Linked DNA regions of Homo sapiens: region 1 is linked to region 2. The links are chromatin contacts, found by Hi-C or POLR2A ChIA-PET in ENCODE. All regions are on one chromosome and are shown on one strand. Each heading gives the region's core, a stretch centred on a gene start or an enhancer-like site at or near the end of the contact. The rest is flanking DNA. Distances are from core to core; before and after follow the strand shown.

Region 1 (3,825 bases), core at 898-3,397, 98 kb before region 2:
CAGATTCCCTCTGATGTGCCATTTTTAGTTCCTGTTCTCTCTCTTCCAATTCCCATGACATTCTGAAAGGAGCTACCGGCCTTGTGTACCTCTGTATTAACTATAGAGAATTCCCCAAGAAAACTTTAAGGAGAACAGTGAGATCAACACTAACAATAAACTATTGAAGACTGAGACAGCAGAAACCCTTGGCTACTGCAATAACAAGGCACTTTCACACATAAAAATAAAGCCAACGGTATCAACTCATACGTGCTCAGCTTAAGTCACTGTGGGCATGGTGCACTCACTTTCCTGCAGCCTTTTTCGACTTCCACTATTTCTGGACCTTGGCTTCGTGATTTCATCTTGCAGATGTAGCCAAGAGGCCACTCACAGCCCCGATCTGCCCAGTACCCATCCTGCAGGGAGCAGAGAGAGAGAAAAAAATAAAGGATTATCAGTTTGGGGACCTTTTTTTTTTTTTTTTTTTTGAGACAGTGTCTCACTCTGTCCCCCAGGCTGGAGTGCAGTGGCGCGATCTTGGCTCATGGCAACCTCTGCCTCCCAGGTTCAAGTGATTCTCCTGCCTCAGCCCCCCTAGTAGCTAGGATTACAGGAACCCACCACCAAGCTCTGCTAATTTTTTGTATTTTTAGTAGAGATGGGGTTTCACCATGTTGGCCAGGCTGGTCTTGAACTCCTGACCTCAGGCGATCCACCCACCTTGGCCTCCCAAAGTGCTGGGATTACAGGCATGAGCCACTGCGCCCGGCCAATTTTGGACTTTGATGTTATTTTCTTGTAACTGTGCCTCAGAGGAGGAAAATTAAGATCCAAGGTTATTGAGAGAAAACGGCATCTACTGAAAGGAAAGGTAATTGACATGTTCATATGTAAACAGTAATTTTGACTCTAGCTACAAACATGTAAAAAGTGATTGGAGCCGCAATATGATTTTATATCTGAGATGTCCAAGCCATTGTTTAGAGGAATCCAGGGAGAAATTAAAAATGTCTGTAAGTCCTTGGATGACGGTGCTCGCAAGAGGTTTGCATGCAGCCTCTTTTTTTTTTTTTTTTTTTTTTTTTTGAGACGGAGTCTCGCTCTGTTGCCCAGGCTGGAGTGCAGTGGCTCTGATCTTGGCTCACTGCAAGCTCCACCTCCCAGGTTCACACCATTTTCCTGCCTCAGCCTCCTGAGTAGCTGGGACTACAGGCGCCTGCCACCACGCCCTGCTAATTTTTTATATTTTTAGTAGAGACGGGGTTTCACCGTGTTAGCCAGGATGGTCTCGATCTCCCGACCTCATGATCCGCCTGCCTCGGCCTCCCAAAGTGCTGGGATCACAGGCGTGAGCCACTGGGCCCGGCCGCATGCAGCGTCTTCATCAATCCCTGCAGTCAGCTCTGTCTTCAAATTAATCAAGTTCATATACGCCATCCAGAAAAATCTCCTGCACCCAACACACCAACTTGAAAGCATCATGAAACCACAGTCATCTTTTCTGCCTTCTTCCTATTTCTACTGATGAGTGCTCCCCTGGATCTGAGGCTCAACCTTCCACTTTATTTCAGATTCTATCCCCTCTCTTTTCCTTTGAGATTTCATGTTAAAAGGACCTCTCCTTTCCTTCCCTTCGCTGCTAAACATCTTGAAAAAAATGTTTTCTGGGCCAAGCGCGGCGGCTCACGCCTATAATCCCAGCACTTTGGGAGGCCAAGGCGGGTGGATCACCTGAGGTCAGGAGTTCAAGACTAGCCGGGCCAACATGGTGAAACCCTGTCTCTACTAATAATACAAAAAAGTTAGCTGGATGTGGTGGTGCACGCTTGTAATCTCAGCTACTCGGGAGGCTGAGGCAGGAGAATCGCTTGAACTCTCGAGGCAGAGGTTGCATTGAGCCAAGATTGTGCCATTGCACTCCAGCCTGGGCAGCAAGAGCAAAACTCTGTCTCAATAAATAAATAAATAAATAAAATGTTTTCTGTATTGTCTGTCTTTAACTCCTCATATCCTAGTTGGTCTCAGCCCAGTGCAATCTGACACGTAAGCCTTTAGCCAGAGTAACATTTATAAATTGCCACTTTGGTTTTACCCCTCCGAGACAACTCATGTTTCTTGAACCTCAGTTCCTACCCACCCTTCCGGCTCTGACTTCATGATTTCAACCACACTGACCTTTCACCTCCTCCAAGCATGCTGCTTTCTGGTTTCTTCTGTCTACTCTTTGGATAGTTAACACCTAATATGTTCTTAAACTTTCAATCCATCACAATAAAAACAACCACAATGACAAAAATAACAGCCACAGTGACAAAAATAAACAACCACAATGACAAAAATTATTGAACAATAAATATGGGCTGGGAACTGTGTACCACACATGCATTATTTAATACTCATATCCTGGGCCTGGCACAGTGGCTCACGCCTGTAACCTCAACACTTTGGGAGGCTGAGGCAGGCAGATCGCTTGAGCTTAGGAGTTCAAGACTAGCTTGGGCAACATGGCAAAACTCCATCTGTACCAAAAATACAAAAAATTAGCCAGGCGTGGTGGCACGCACCTTTAGTCACAGCTATTTGGGAGGCCTGAACCCAGGAGGTCAAGACTGCAATGAGCTGAGATTGCACCACTGCACTGCAGCCTGGGTGACAGAGCAAGACTCTGTCTTAAAAAACAAACAAACAAACAACAACAACAACAAAAAAAAAAACCTCATATCCACAGGTGAGCTAAGTACAGCTCTTATTCCCATTTTGCAAATAAAGGAGTCAGTCACACAGCAAAACTCAGCCTCTTAATCACTGTGTTTACCATCTATTAATAAAAGATAAATTTGATAACATTTTTCAATCACTGAGGTCATATTTCAATCATAAAAGCAATCATTTCATATGACAGCTCCATGTAAACTGAAAAAAATGAATGTAGCTCCCCAAGTACAGCTTCCAGACCTAATCCACCGTAGCTGTAAGTAGATCTGCATCTACTTGGTGTATATATATCTCTCACATATATACGGGGCTACAATCTCTTTTTACATATATATATATATACACACACACACACACACACACACACACATACATATATATCTCTTTTTACATCTCTTGTAATCATATATATGGCTTATAATAACTTTTTATATATACATGCATAATCATATATATGGCTTAATTGGTCAGATGAGAGCTTTGGTGGATATATATATACACCATTATAATATGGCACTATATATATGGCCATGTACATATATAGTGCCATAGAAACAATATGAGTATTCATTACAGGCGAATTTCATCCTTGACCCAAAAGTTTCTGTCCATTGCTTCAGTGATCCTCTTGAAAATTTGACTTTGCTAGACAGTTGAGAGGGATTCAAGAAATCAAATCTGAATTTTGGTTCACCTTTGATCCATGCCAATTTATGTAGAATAAAAACAATCTAAACAAACATATGTAACTGACTGGGACAGAAGGAAAAATCCCCCGTGACTTTCATTATAAATATCAGTCATTCAAGTGGCCTTACCTTGCCTTTCATCACCACACAATCCTCCTGTCTGTTGTTTTCATGGCTTGGTTCTCCACGAAGCCATTTGGTAAACGTTACAGGGGTCCCATCACTCCACTCAAAGTACATTTGAATCTTAATGTCATTTAAGCCGATCCACAATTCGTCATTTGGCTCTAAACAGGAAGAAACACACAGTGGTATATACAAGGGTTGCTTTCCAAAGGTCGGGGGGTAAAAGGAACGGAAGGCACTCTGCTTTATCAACAGGGCTCTACCTCCCTTGATATGATCACCATCATGAAAGATAGTCCTCATGAGTGCT
Region 2 (3,784 bases), core at 803-3,302:
ATTTTAAGCTCTCTGAAATTGTTTCCTCCCTCATAAAATGGGAATTATGTCTGCTTGGTCAACTTTACAACACTGGCATGGAGGCCTAGTGAGAACATGAAATGAAAACCATAACATAATAAAACATAAATATGACATAAAATAACACATAATACCTCTGTTAATGTAAAACATTTCTGAGATACTAATGATCTCACCATTCTGGTGTTCATTCTTCTCAAAGAATAAAAGAAACCTACAAAATTCTCCAAAATCGAGGAATATTACTCACAGGATATATTTTCCTTCAGTTTTATTGCCACTTCTACCACTTTTCAGAGTCATTCTGAAGATTTAACACGATCACATTTTTAATGAAAATAGTAAATTCAGTTTGAGGTCATAACACTTATATTCAATGAATGATTACTACAGACCAGTTGCTATGCTAGGAACTTTACACGCATGATCTTATGAAATTTCTTAAAACAGCACTCCAAGAAAGAAACTAAGTTGTCTCTGTTTTGCTCACGAAAAAATTAAGGCTCAAAGAATTCAAATAACTCACATAAGGTTTCATGGTCAATGTCAAGGCTAGGATTTGAATCCAGGCCAGTTTTCCTTTACATATATTCCTGGGGCACACCATTTACTGACTGATGACTCACTCTCTCCTGAAGACCAGCCTCACAGGGCTCATGACACCAGCCTGGACCTTCAGGGAAGCTCTCAGATAAGCCTCATCAACATCAAATCATGAATGTTCAGGGTCTATGAAATTTCACATAAACAACTATTTGACTATTCCTCAAAAATAATTCATATGCTCAATCCTTACTTTGTCTAGTAGCAATTATTTTTGCATCATCTTCATGTAGCAATCAAGACATGACACCCTATATATTACCCCATATATTATAAGAGCCAAATGCACTCTGGGTGAAATTATGTTAATGACATTAAAAGCACTGCATTTTTCTGGCTGCACCTGGTGGCTTACGCCTGTAATCCCAGCACTTTGGGAGACCAAAGTGGGCGGATCACTTGAGGTCAGGAGTTGGAGACTAGCCTGGCCAATATGGTGAAACTGTGCCTCTACTAAAAATAAAAAAATTAGCCAGGCGTGGTGGCGCACACCTGTAATCCCAGCTACTCAGGAGGCTGAGATGAGACAATAGCTTAAACCCCAGAGGTGGAGGTTGCAGTGAGCGGATATCATGCCACTGCATTCTAGCCTGGGCAACAGAGTAAGACTTCATCTCAAAAAACACAAAACAAAACAAATAAACAAAAAAAGCATTGCATTTTTCTTGAAACACACCTGGCATTCAAAGTCAGAAAAAATAAAGGAAAAGAAAATTGTATGAGATACAGGAAATTGTATGGAATCAGACAGACCTAGGCTCACAAATCCTAGCTCCCCCATTACATAGCTTTTTTTTTTTTTTTTGAGACAGGGTTTTGCTGTGTGACCCAGGCTAGAGTGCAGTGGCATGATCTCAACACACTGCAGCCTTGATCTCCAGGGCTCAAGTGATCGTCCCCCTTTAGCTCCCAGAGCAGCTGAGACTACAGTCACGTACCACCATGCCTGGCTAATTTTTTAATTTTTTTGTAGAGACAGGGTCTCACTACGTTGCCTAGGCTGGTCTTGAACTCCTGTGCTCAAGCGATCCTCACACCTAAGCCTCTCAAAGTCTTGGGATTACAGGCAGGAGCTACCATGCCTGGCTCCACTTGCTAGCTTTATCAGTTGACAAAGTTAATTACTTCAAGTTTCAGTTTCTTTGTCTATAAAATGAGAACTTTAGCATGTACACTTCGCTGAGTTGTTGTAAAGTTTAAACTTAACAGTACAGAAGGTGTAAAGCTCCTAGAACAGTGCTCAGTGGCTGCTTCTCTTCTATGCCAGTAAAAGATAACTATATGATAATGCTCACGAATGTGGCCAGAAGGAAACAGTTTCAGTTTCACTGAAATTACAGATAACCTGTCCACTGTCTAAACACTATTTAAAACACGTGTGGCCAGCAACACCGGCAAAACAGAAACTAAAGACTGGAAGTGTATTTCCCAAAAGAAATCACTGAGAGATGTAGTCATGACAACCCGAAACACTTTAGCACAGGGGAGGTACCTGAGCCAGATGCACAACATGAAATCTGAACAGACACCAGAGATGACTGGTATACCACATGCACTAAGGGGCAGAAACAAAAGCCTACTCTGTTCCTTAACTCTCAATTGCCCCAGGAGAATGGGACCTTGTCCTTCAAAGAGGCAGTTTGGGACAGTGGCTAGAAGTACCCATTATGGAGTCAGGTAGACCTAGGTCCAAAGTCTGCCTCTTCCACTCTGTCTAGTTCACTGACTTTGGGAGAGCTGCTGAAACTCTCTAATCGGCAATTTTCTCTAGGCAATAATAACGATAAACTCATAAAAATTCTACTTTAGGCTGGGCACAGTGGTTCATGCCCGTAATCCCAGCACTTTGGGAGGCTGAGGCGGGCAGATCACTTGAGGTCAGGAGTTCGAGACCAGCCTGGCCAACATGGGGAAAATCCATCTCTACTAAAAATACAAAAATTAGTCGGGTGTGGTCGTGCACAACTGTAATCCCCACTACTCAGGAGGCTGAGGCAAGAGAATCGTGTGAACCTGGGAGGCAGAGGTACAGGGAGCCTAGATCGCTCCTCTGCACTCCAGCCTGGGCAACAGAGCTAGACTCCATCTCAAAAAGAAAAAAAATACTTTATGAGGTGAAGTAGATATTTCTCTGTCTTTTTGTTTTTCAGAGTTGGGGGTCTCCATCTGTCACCCAGGCTAGAGTGCAGTGGCACAATCATAGATCACTGCAGGCTCAAACTCCTGGGCTCAAGCCAACCTCTTGAATAGCTGGGACTACAGGCGTGCACCACCACATCCTGCTGATTTTGTAATGTTTTGTAGAGACGAGGTCTCACTATGTTGCCCAGGCTGATCTCTAACTCTGGGCTTCAATCAATCCTCCCACCTTGGCCTCCCAAAGTGTTGGGATTAAAGGTGTAAGCCACTGTGCCTGGCCTATGAAGTACGTGTTTCTGTACCACCTCATATCAGTACTTACATGGCACATAATCAGTGATCTATAAAGAATCAATTATAGCCTAATAATAATAACAGTAAGTTATATGGGAAGGTTTGCTGCCTAAATGACATTCAGAATCTAGAGTCTTAGGGATTTGAGTCAATGTGAAAACAAAAAACCAAAATACAAAAAAACCCAAGAGCTTCTTCCTGGGCTGTGGTGGGCCAGTTTCCCATTGGTTTATTCCTGTTGTCATTTGAACCTTCCACCATTCCCTCAAAATTCCAACCCAGCCAGGAATCTTGGACAGTCAAAGCCACCCCTACAGGGTGTGAGAGGTGGAGGGTCAAGCCCAGCTCCAAGCTACCCCTTAGGTGACCCTGGGGCTCTGGTCAAGGTTTGGAAAGCCCCTAAACCCTACTGATAAAAGCAGTGCCAACAACATAATGCTTTATTTCCAGAAACCCCTTAAGACCCCTGCTTTCGGGAAAATGAAAGTCTCCTGGCAAGGTTCGCAGAAGTAGCCACATCTGGGATCGGTACCTAAAGACAGCACCATGAACTTCACATGTCAGCTCTCCATCAGCATCCTCCCAACCTCAGCAATGGTATTTCTAGCTCTATTGCAGAGTCTATTATTTTTACATTTCTGCCCTTGCGTGGATGTGCAAATTCCCAGTGCCTCACTTTTCACATGTGTTCTATGTCATTCGCTTTCAAAATAAAACATCGGCCGGG

Evidence for each region. Hi-C counts contacts between places; a loop is a spot of excess contacts on that map. ChIA-PET counts read pairs that join two places held with the same protein, here RNA polymerase II (POLR2A). Pooled maps may share reads with other maps.
Region 1: a loop to region 2 is called in a pooled map, with 2.1 times the contacts of the local background. The contact joins two enhancer-like sites. A Hi-C loop is called at or near these places in 1 of 168 maps with a recorded cell type or tissue (endothelial cell of umbilical vein) and 2 of 50 pooled maps. POLR2A ChIA-PET finds 5 or more read pairs at or near these places in 4 of 52 experiments (AG04449, OCI-LY7, activated B cell and 1 more).

What each region holds. Positions count from the first base shown.
Region 1 is chr10:17,852,818-17,856,642 of GRCh38, reverse strand. It overlaps MRC1 (mannose receptor C-type 1), which reads right to left. Exons shown (of 30, transcript NM_002438.4): 8 at 3,519-3,676; 9 at 291-401. Among named protein-coding and RNA genes, the nearest start is that of MIR511, 9.6 kb to the right of the region's middle. Within about 2 kb of position 2,147, at least 2 of the 41 ENCODE cell types and tissues checked have a DNase peak (open chromatin) inside an H3K27ac peak, as active enhancers do.
Region 2 is chr10:17,755,244-17,759,027 of GRCh38, reverse strand. All of the region lies in intron 1 of TMEM236 (transmembrane protein 236), which reads right to left. Among named protein-coding and RNA genes, the nearest start is that of TMEM236, 4.9 kb to the right of the region's middle. Within about 2 kb of position 2,052, at least 3 of the 41 ENCODE cell types and tissues checked have a DNase peak (open chromatin) inside an H3K27ac peak, as active enhancers do.